Regions from separate parts of the Mus musculus genome. Here region 1 is linked to region 2. A link is a contact called in ENCODE Hi-C or POLR2A ChIA-PET data. All regions are on one chromosome and are shown on one strand. Each heading gives the region's core, a stretch centred on a gene start or an enhancer-like site at or near the end of the contact. The rest is flanking DNA. Distances are from core to core; before and after follow the strand shown.

Region 1 (4,232 bases), core at 235-2,734, 52 kb before region 2:
CTCCCGCATGGTACCACTGGGAGGTGGTGGAACCTAGTGAGAGGTCTCTAGCACACTCTTCAGATCCCAGCACTTCCTGTCTCTTTGCTTCCTGTTTACTAGGTGGACAGTTGTGTTCCATCATGATAAGCTGCTTTATCAGAGACTCAAGGCGATGAACTGCCTGTTTTTAGACTGTAACCAACAAAAATCACAAGCAGAATAGACATTTCCCAGGGTGGGAGGTCCTCGGTGTGAAAGAGGACTTGTGTAAAGCCTGGGGACCTGGCTTTGGATCCCTAGCCCCATATAAACAGTTGGGCTTGGTTGCCTGCCTGTAATCCCAGCACTGTGCACAGTGTAAGGGAAGGGCAGAGATAGGAGGATCATTGTGGCTGGAGTATGAGTCTGCCTAACTTGGTGATATCTTGGTTCAGTGGGGAACCTGGTCTCAAAAGATAAAGCAAAGAGTGAACCACCACCAGCAACCTCTGGCTTTCGTGTCTATACACAGGAGCACAACACACACCACAGACACAGAGACAAAGAAAAGCCAACTCAGTCTCTTTATACATTAAGACTGAAGGGCTGCAGAGGTGGCTCAGCAGTTAAGAACACTTGCTGCTCTGGGAAAGGGCCTTGGTTGGGTTCCCAGCACCCACACTGAGTGGCTCACAGTTGCCTGTAACTTCAGTTCCAATGGATCTGCCATCTTCCTCTGGCTTCCACAGGTATGGCAAGCAAATGGTGCACATACAGACAAGCAGGTGCACAGGTGCACACACACACACACACACACACACACACACACACACACACACACAGAGAGAGAGAGAGAGAGAGAGAGAGAGAGAGAGAGAGAAAGTTACTTTTAAACAAAGTTCCTGAATAGTTTCTCTGAATTCCAATTTCAATAAACTCCAAATAATCCAACAGTGACATTTTTCTTTTGCATTTTTAAAGTAAAATTATTTTTATTGTAACCAAACAACAACAACAAAGCAAGCAAGAAACCCAAAATGCAGCAAGGAAGACATTCACCAGATAATTCAAAAAGATCTTTCTCAGAAAGTGACTTTGGAGGGGCCCTGATCCCTGGTGTCTATCCTTGGCCCTGATCCCTGGTGTCTATCCTTGGTACAGAATCTATAAACTGGGGAGGAAGCTCACAGAGTCCAGGAGACACTTCTTGGTGACACTTGGAAGCCCCTCCATCCTGCGAAACCGCACCTAGTCCTTGCCAAAATTCTACGATGAACACAGAAACTAGTTTCCAACTTGGAACACTGAGTTCTGAAATGGAGAAGGCCCCTCTTCTGAGAATCGCGGGCTTTTTCTGCTGCTGAAGGCTTTGGCTAAGTTAAGCCCCTCCTCTCACTGGTGAGGAGATCTCCCAGCCCAGCCCCCAGCTCTCAGAGAAAGAACAGAAACCTTGTTCAGCCAAGCTCCAAGTTTGAGCACCTGGCCCTTTCAACTGTGAGTCTGCAGCCAGTGCTGGTGAGCTGGAACAGGAAGGGACCGGAAAGATCTGCCCCTGGGGAGCCTGGAACAAGGGGCAGCCAAGAATGTGCTAGAGAACTCAGCCAGCACCCTGGGAGCAGGGGGGGGACGGAGGGGGGGGGCGGAGGTTGTCAGGGAGGGGAAGTGGGCAGGAGGGAGGGACCCTCACTTCTTCTGGAGTAAAAATGGTTTGCTTGGCAGCCCAGGAGTTTGGTGGGGGCTCTGGTTTTTGGGAGCACATTTTAATACTACTTTCCCTTTAGGGCTCTTCCCAGGGCTTGGGGACCTTGAAGTTGACAGGTCCAAACAGCTGCAGTTCTGATCTATGTGACCTTGCACACATAACCTTGTCTTCTTAACCACACTTTCCTGTCCGTAAAATGGGCTAACATTAATAGTAACCCTGGCAGTGAAGGCAGACCCCTCCAGGCTAGGTCTCTACTGTGGCAGGGGCCACAACTCGCACCCCATGTCAAAGCTCCCTCAGTCCAAGCAATAGTATTCTTGGAGGAGGAAGGGAGTGTGAGGTTTGTTCCTCTCTCCCTCCAAGGCTCCAGCTCTGCATGCCCACGTGGGCACTCTCATGTGACTTGACCCTCTGGCCTTCTCTTCTCTGGCTGCCCTAGCCTGTGGTCTATTCTCAGTCACCTGCTCCAACACTTCTGAGTTGTTTGTTCAGATTGGAGGAGGGTCCCAGAAAGGCAAAGATCTTCATCACCCAAGGTCCACCATGGACCTCGGTGGAGGTTCTCCTTTGCAAGGATGCAGAGTTGTAGGCAGGGGGCCTGCAGGATCCCTCGCCTCTGCTGACTAGCCAGCTCAGACCAACACTATTCCCTTCCTTCTGTGAAAAGATCTGCAGCCCCTCAAACCCACACATTTACTCATTTTCCTGTTCTCCCTCTCAAGCCTCCAGGACACCCCAACCCTCACCCCAGCTCACTGTTTCTCTGGGGTAGGACTGTGAATCCTTTCATGCCCTCACCCCAGGGTTTAACTGGCTGTGCAGACAGCCAGAGGCCCCTGCTGTTCATTAATGACTTCCAGACACAGCATGGAGCTCAGCTGGACAAGGCAGAGCAATAGGAGGCCAGGCTGGGGAAGCAGGGAGTGGAGAGAGCTACCAGCCTTGAGAAGACACTGGAGACACAGGCTCCTGTAAGGAAGATGCAGTTGTGTCTGCTGAGCTGCAGGGGTTGCCTTTGGCTCCCTCATTAATACTATCTAGTGTTCCTTGTGGCCATCCTTGGGCACTGTGGCTTGCATTGCCCTGCATCTCATCTCATCTGCCTCCCTCAGTATATACCTCCTGTAGGGGATGCCCCCCCCTTACTCCTCCTCAGATCTCCTCTTGGTAACTCTGTGTCCATGGTCCTTGGGCCAAATGGCTATGTCTGTGATGGTACACACCCCCCAAACCCCAATACTCCTGGAGTCAGGGCTCCTCTTGCAAGCCAATTAAGCCTCAAGGTAGGGTCTTCATGGATTCATGCAGGCCTTGTGACTGGAACCCTTTATTAGGAACCACCCAGATTCCAGAGCCAGGTGCTCCCCCAGCTGGCCTTCAGTGACTCTGTGCCAGCAGACACAGAAAAGGCAGCGGACAAATGAGACACTTGAACCCTTTAAAAGGTTCCCACCATCACAGCCCATTCCCTCATCTCTGTCCCTTGCTCTGTCTGTCTGTCTGTCTGTCTCTCTGTCTCTTGCCTCTGCCAGAGGTGCCCAACCCCACCACAATAAATCTCTTGCATGAGATATGTTGTGTGGTGTGATCTCTGCCATTCCTTGGCCTTGATTGGTGAAGGTGCAGAAACCCTAACACTCTTACCTCTGATTTTTCCTTTTCCTTTTTACCTTTTCCTTCTTGTTTTCCCAAGATAGAGTTTCTCTGTGTACAGCTGTCTTGGAACTTGCTCTGTAGAGCAGGCTGGCCTTGAACTCACAGAGATTCAGCTACCTCTGCCTCCTGAGCGCTGGGATTAAAGATGTATGCTACCACTGCTGGCTTGCCTCTGATCTTTCAAAGTTAGTCTCTTTGGGACTACAAAAAGTAGAACTGGTCCCCAAAGTCTTTTACCCACATATGATGATTCTATTACTACACATCTCTTTGATAGTATTAACCAGTGAAGAGCCGAGAAACTAATATGCTAATCACTGATAGACTTAACTAGATTCCATTAAAATTATTGGCAAGATGTGGATGTTTTCTGTATTCACAAACTCCAAATGTGCTTGCTAAAGAATGTGTGCAAGAGTAGGTGTGGTGGTTGCACATCTGAAATCCAAGCACCAGGGAGACTGAAGGCAGAGGATAACAAGTTCAAGGCAATCCTTGGCTATGTAGAGAGACCCTGTTAGAAAACAAACAAACAAATAACAGAAGAAACAGGCCAATAAAAGAGAGTATTTTTAGCTGGGCACGATGTCACTCACCTTTGATGTCAGCATTTGGAAGTTGGAGGTGGAAGGACTAGAGTTCAAGGCTGTCTTCAGATACATAGTAACTTCAGTGCCAGCCTGAGCTACAGGAGACCTAGTCTCACCCTACCCCCACATAAATAAAGCAGTTGTTAATTGTTTGAAACGAGCAGACAATTTGTTTTGATTTGCTAATGAAATTGCTGTACATACAGAAATTCACAGGCATCTTTTTGAAATACACTGCAAAAATTGATAAGAGAACTTAAGGGTGAAATATGATTTATTTTCAGCAGTTGGGGATCAAACCCAGGGGTCTTGTACATGAC
Region 2 (3,761 bases), core at 849-3,348:
AAATTGTCAGAATTGAATACCTACCCTGGGTCCATATTTTTGGCTCTCTTGTTACGGCTTATCTTCCCCTTTGCTTACCCACTAGAAAAAACACGAACCTTCTATAATAAAGCATTCTGGTTCCTTGGCAGTTGAGTCTGTCAGGATTGGCTTGATCAGGCAGCCTTCATTACGTTTTTGTCACTGTAATCAGTTTGAACAATACCATGCATTCCTGGGGACCCCAGTCTTTGCAGGGCGAGTCTATCTCAATGGCGCTGAGTAAGTCCATCAGGCCGTGCGCGTACAACTGCTCCCTGGCTTGCCTCCTCTCTCAAATCCACACCGGGCTTGTGCTTGCTTGGTGGATGGAATACAGACAAAGAGGGATGCTTTCGAAGACTTGAGGGCTTCTGCTCCCTCCTCTTTAGATTCCTGAGCTGCCCTGATTGTGGGTCAGAATGACCTCCAGATGGAGGAGACGGTCCACAAAGCCATAAGGAAGCACTCTCACCATCGATGGAAGAGCGTTATTAAGGGACACAGAGGTGCCAGATATCCAACATTCTTCCACCTCTGTGAGGCACTGGCATGAAAGGACACAAGTGGGACGAGTAGAACTGTCTACCTAAGCATCTGATTCCAGGATTATAATGGAGTTGTTGCTTAATGAGGCTAAGGTTTTTGTTACACAACTAGGCTCCTCTGGAGGCATACAGTCACTGTCAAAAAGTGCAGCTGCCCTTGGGAAGATGAATTACACAAAGAAACCCTCTTCTCTAGGCTGGAGCACAGGTTCCCAGGGCACAGCACTGGAAAGGGAACAGGCCAGCAGGATGTCTACACCCCTGGCCCCTCCGCCTAGTTGTACCCTTTGTGTGAAATAGGCACTGAACAGCCTGAGTAGGTCAGGGCTTAAGAGTATCTTCAGGTAGCTCGTCTGCGCCTGTCATTTCCTCGTGTATGATGGGTGTCTCCATTGCCTTAACTTTTCCAGCGTCTCATGGCACTAGAAGCTTAGACTGACACTGCTATCCTGGCAAATAGCAGGCAATGATGATCTCAAGGCAATGCTGGGGCCAGGCAAACACAAACTGCCTTGAACAGAACATCTGGTTCTTGGAAAGGCTTTTGTCCCTCGCTGCTTTGCTCGCCTAGTTCTCTTCTGCCTTAGGCAACAGCCATGCAAGTCCCACATCCTGGAACGAAAGATGGGCTTCCTTGAGAGGCATTTTTTTTTTTCTTGTTAGTTCCTGGAAGCCATTTCACGCTCAGTTCTGGGCTGATCTGCCACGGAGGTCGGGGTAGCTATTTTCCTTCACACAATTCCTGTCAGTCTATATCGCCAGTGTATTTGAAGCCTGTTGGGCGTTACTCTTGCCCGTACACCATGACGCTGACTCGACAAGGTGGAGCTTGATTAATCCCTGTGTCCTGAATACCAGCCAAGTACTTTTTCCTGATGTAAGTATCATTAATCAGCCCATTCCTTTTCCGGTTTACCTGAAACCACATGTCCTGAGTAGACTATGTTAGCCCTCGAATGCAGCTATAGTTCGTTACTTAAATTAGGACCCCATAATTTAAAAAACAAACAAACCCTGCCTATTAATTATTTTTTTCCTGCATAGTTAGGGCAGGAACAATTAGTTGACTATTGAAGAGTGTAAGTTTTCTTTCTCGGAAGATCAAGACACTGGATAGGGTTAAACGTCTGAGAATTTAATCTGTGCTCCCAAGTGATTGACAGGCCAAGGAAAAAGCAAAATGAATCAAGAGGAGGAAAAAAAAATCAAGGGTAAAGTGGAGATAAAAGTGGACGAGAAAGAAAAAGAGCAACTAAACCGCGGAGAAACAGCTTTAGGAGAGGAGGAGACAGAAGGCGCGGAGAAGGAAAGGCGCAGAGAGAGCGGGAAGAGAGGCTGGGAGGGCGGGCAGGAGCGCGCCGGGCCGGCTCACTGCTCCGAGACCGGGGGGAACGCGGACGGGGCTAAAGCGTCGGGCTGCCAAGAGTCCACCCCCGCACGACGCGGGATAGTCGCGCCCAGCAGCGTCAGCCAATGAGAAGCCGGGATGTTGGAGAGGCGGCGGTGAGCGGGGCGTTCGCTGGCTGGGGTGGGAGGGGGACGGCGGCCGCCGCCATGATGCTTGTTTGCTTTCAATGAAAACGAGGGGGGCGCGGAAGAGGAGGCGTCGGCGTCGGTGGCGGCGGCGTCGACGGCGCGGAGGCGAAGGCGGCGGCCGGCGCGGCGAGGAGGGCGAGGCCGGGGTCCGAGAGGGCGGCAGAGCGTAGCGGCGGCTCGTGGGGTCCGGGGCGGCCGAGGCGGGCGGCTGAGGAGCGGCGGCCGAGGAGGGGGAACAAAGAGCGGCGGCGGAGGCGCTGCAGCAGCGGGCGGGACTGGTATGGTGGTTCCACAGGGCAGACCCCGCTGCACTCATCGGGAGGAGGCGGCGGCAGCGGCGGAGGAAGGCGGCGCAGCTCGAGAGGTGAGCGCGACGGGCCCGAGCGACGTCCCGCCGAGGCTCTGCTGCCTGCGCTCCCCCATCCCCCCCCAGGGGTCGCGCCCCGGCGGGGACCCCGAGCGCGCACTCGCGCACAACTTAGGAGTTCTCGGAGTGACGTCTGTCCGTCCCCCTCCTTCACACACAGCGATCGCCATCCCGTCGGTCCCCTGGCCGCGCCCCCCGCGCGGAGTCCCGGGGCTCGGCCTGGGTTGGGGGTGGGGGGTGGGAGTGTTGATTGACGGCAGTGCGGTGGCGTACAGAGGGCGGTGGCGTGAACCCTGGCTTCTCGGACCCCCGCCTCCGGCCGGTCACGCACCTCAAGAGAGGAGCTGGGGTGCCGGGACTAGGGACAAACCGGTGGCAACTTTGGAGAAGTGGCTGTGCTGGGGGGGGGGGGGTGTGCACTGTGCGGCGTGGAACTTGGCACTCCGTGGATTGACTTAATGCTCACCCTTTTTCTCCTAAAGTATTTTAAAGTCCGTTTAACGCAGATATTGGTAGGGGCGGGGCGGATTACGTGGCCAAAGAAGTGATTATCAGCTGAAGAGATTATTGGACTCAGGACTCAAGTACTAATTTCTGGAAGAAAATTTCCCTAGTTTAACCTAGTTTCAAAGACAGTGGTTATTTACTTTGGTGACCCCCCCTTCCCCCCCCCCCCCCCCCCCGCCTTGACTCTTTCTACCCTGACAACGGTCTTCAGAGACTGCTCATAAGCAACTGTAATTCTTTACTTTTAACTGTTTCTGCAAGTGACAACATTGTGCACAGGCCATCTTGTTACTGTGTTTAAATAATCTGCTAGAATTTGAGTACAGGTAAACCTGTTTTACAGGTAGATTGCCTGATTGACTACTAGGTCTAAATTCTTCTCTGCCTCTGCTTGGAATTTTAACTTTGGAGAATAAATGAAAAAACAATTCGGTGTGTAATAGCACTGTCTTTCCCACACTAGAAATTTTCACCATCCCGCAACCGTTCTGTAGGCTGGTCAAAAGATTGTGAAGGCGTATTTTGCTTTTTGTAATTGCTGCCAGTCTTTTGAAGTTGGCGCTTTGAAGAATACATTTTAGAATTAAAATTACGTGGAGCCAGTGGTCTAGTCAAATTCTCTGACCTGGCTCTGAGGAACCAAGCCTAGAATGAAGAGACTGGATCAGGATGTTAGAGTTAGGAGGGTAGTCATAAAGCAGACGTTAAGGGTGATATAGTTGTTAAGTATTTGGGGTTTGGAGAAGGAAGCGGGTATTTTTATCAGGTAGATATTAAAGTAGGTC

The links. Hi-C counts contacts between places; a loop is a spot of excess contacts on that map. ChIA-PET counts read pairs that join two places held with the same protein, here RNA polymerase II (POLR2A).
Region 1: POLR2A ChIA-PET joins it to region 2 with 15 read pairs in embryonic stem cell. The contact joins the enhancer-like site here to the promoter of Cnot6 in region 2. A Hi-C loop is called at or near these places in 3 of 37 maps with a recorded cell type or tissue (all heart). POLR2A ChIA-PET finds 5 or more read pairs at or near these places in 2 of 5 experiments (both embryonic stem cell).

What each region holds. Positions count from the first base shown.
Region 1 is chr11:49,762,019-49,766,250 of GRCm38, reverse strand. No RefSeq gene overlaps it. Among named protein-coding and RNA genes, the nearest start is that of Gfpt2, 30 kb to the left of the region's middle. Within about 2 kb of position 1,484, at least 2 of the 3 ENCODE cell types and tissues checked have a DNase peak (open chromatin) inside an H3K27ac peak, as active enhancers do; they include heart, where a contact is called at or near this core.
Region 2 is chr11:49,711,059-49,714,819 of GRCm38, reverse strand. It overlaps Cnot6 (CCR4-NOT transcription complex, subunit 6), which reads left to right and starts at 2,098. Exons shown (of 12, transcript NM_212484.2): 1 at 2,098-2,466. Gm36411 (a long non-coding RNA gene) reads right to left here and starts at 1,348. Exons shown (of 4, transcript XR_879826.3): 1 at 99-1,348.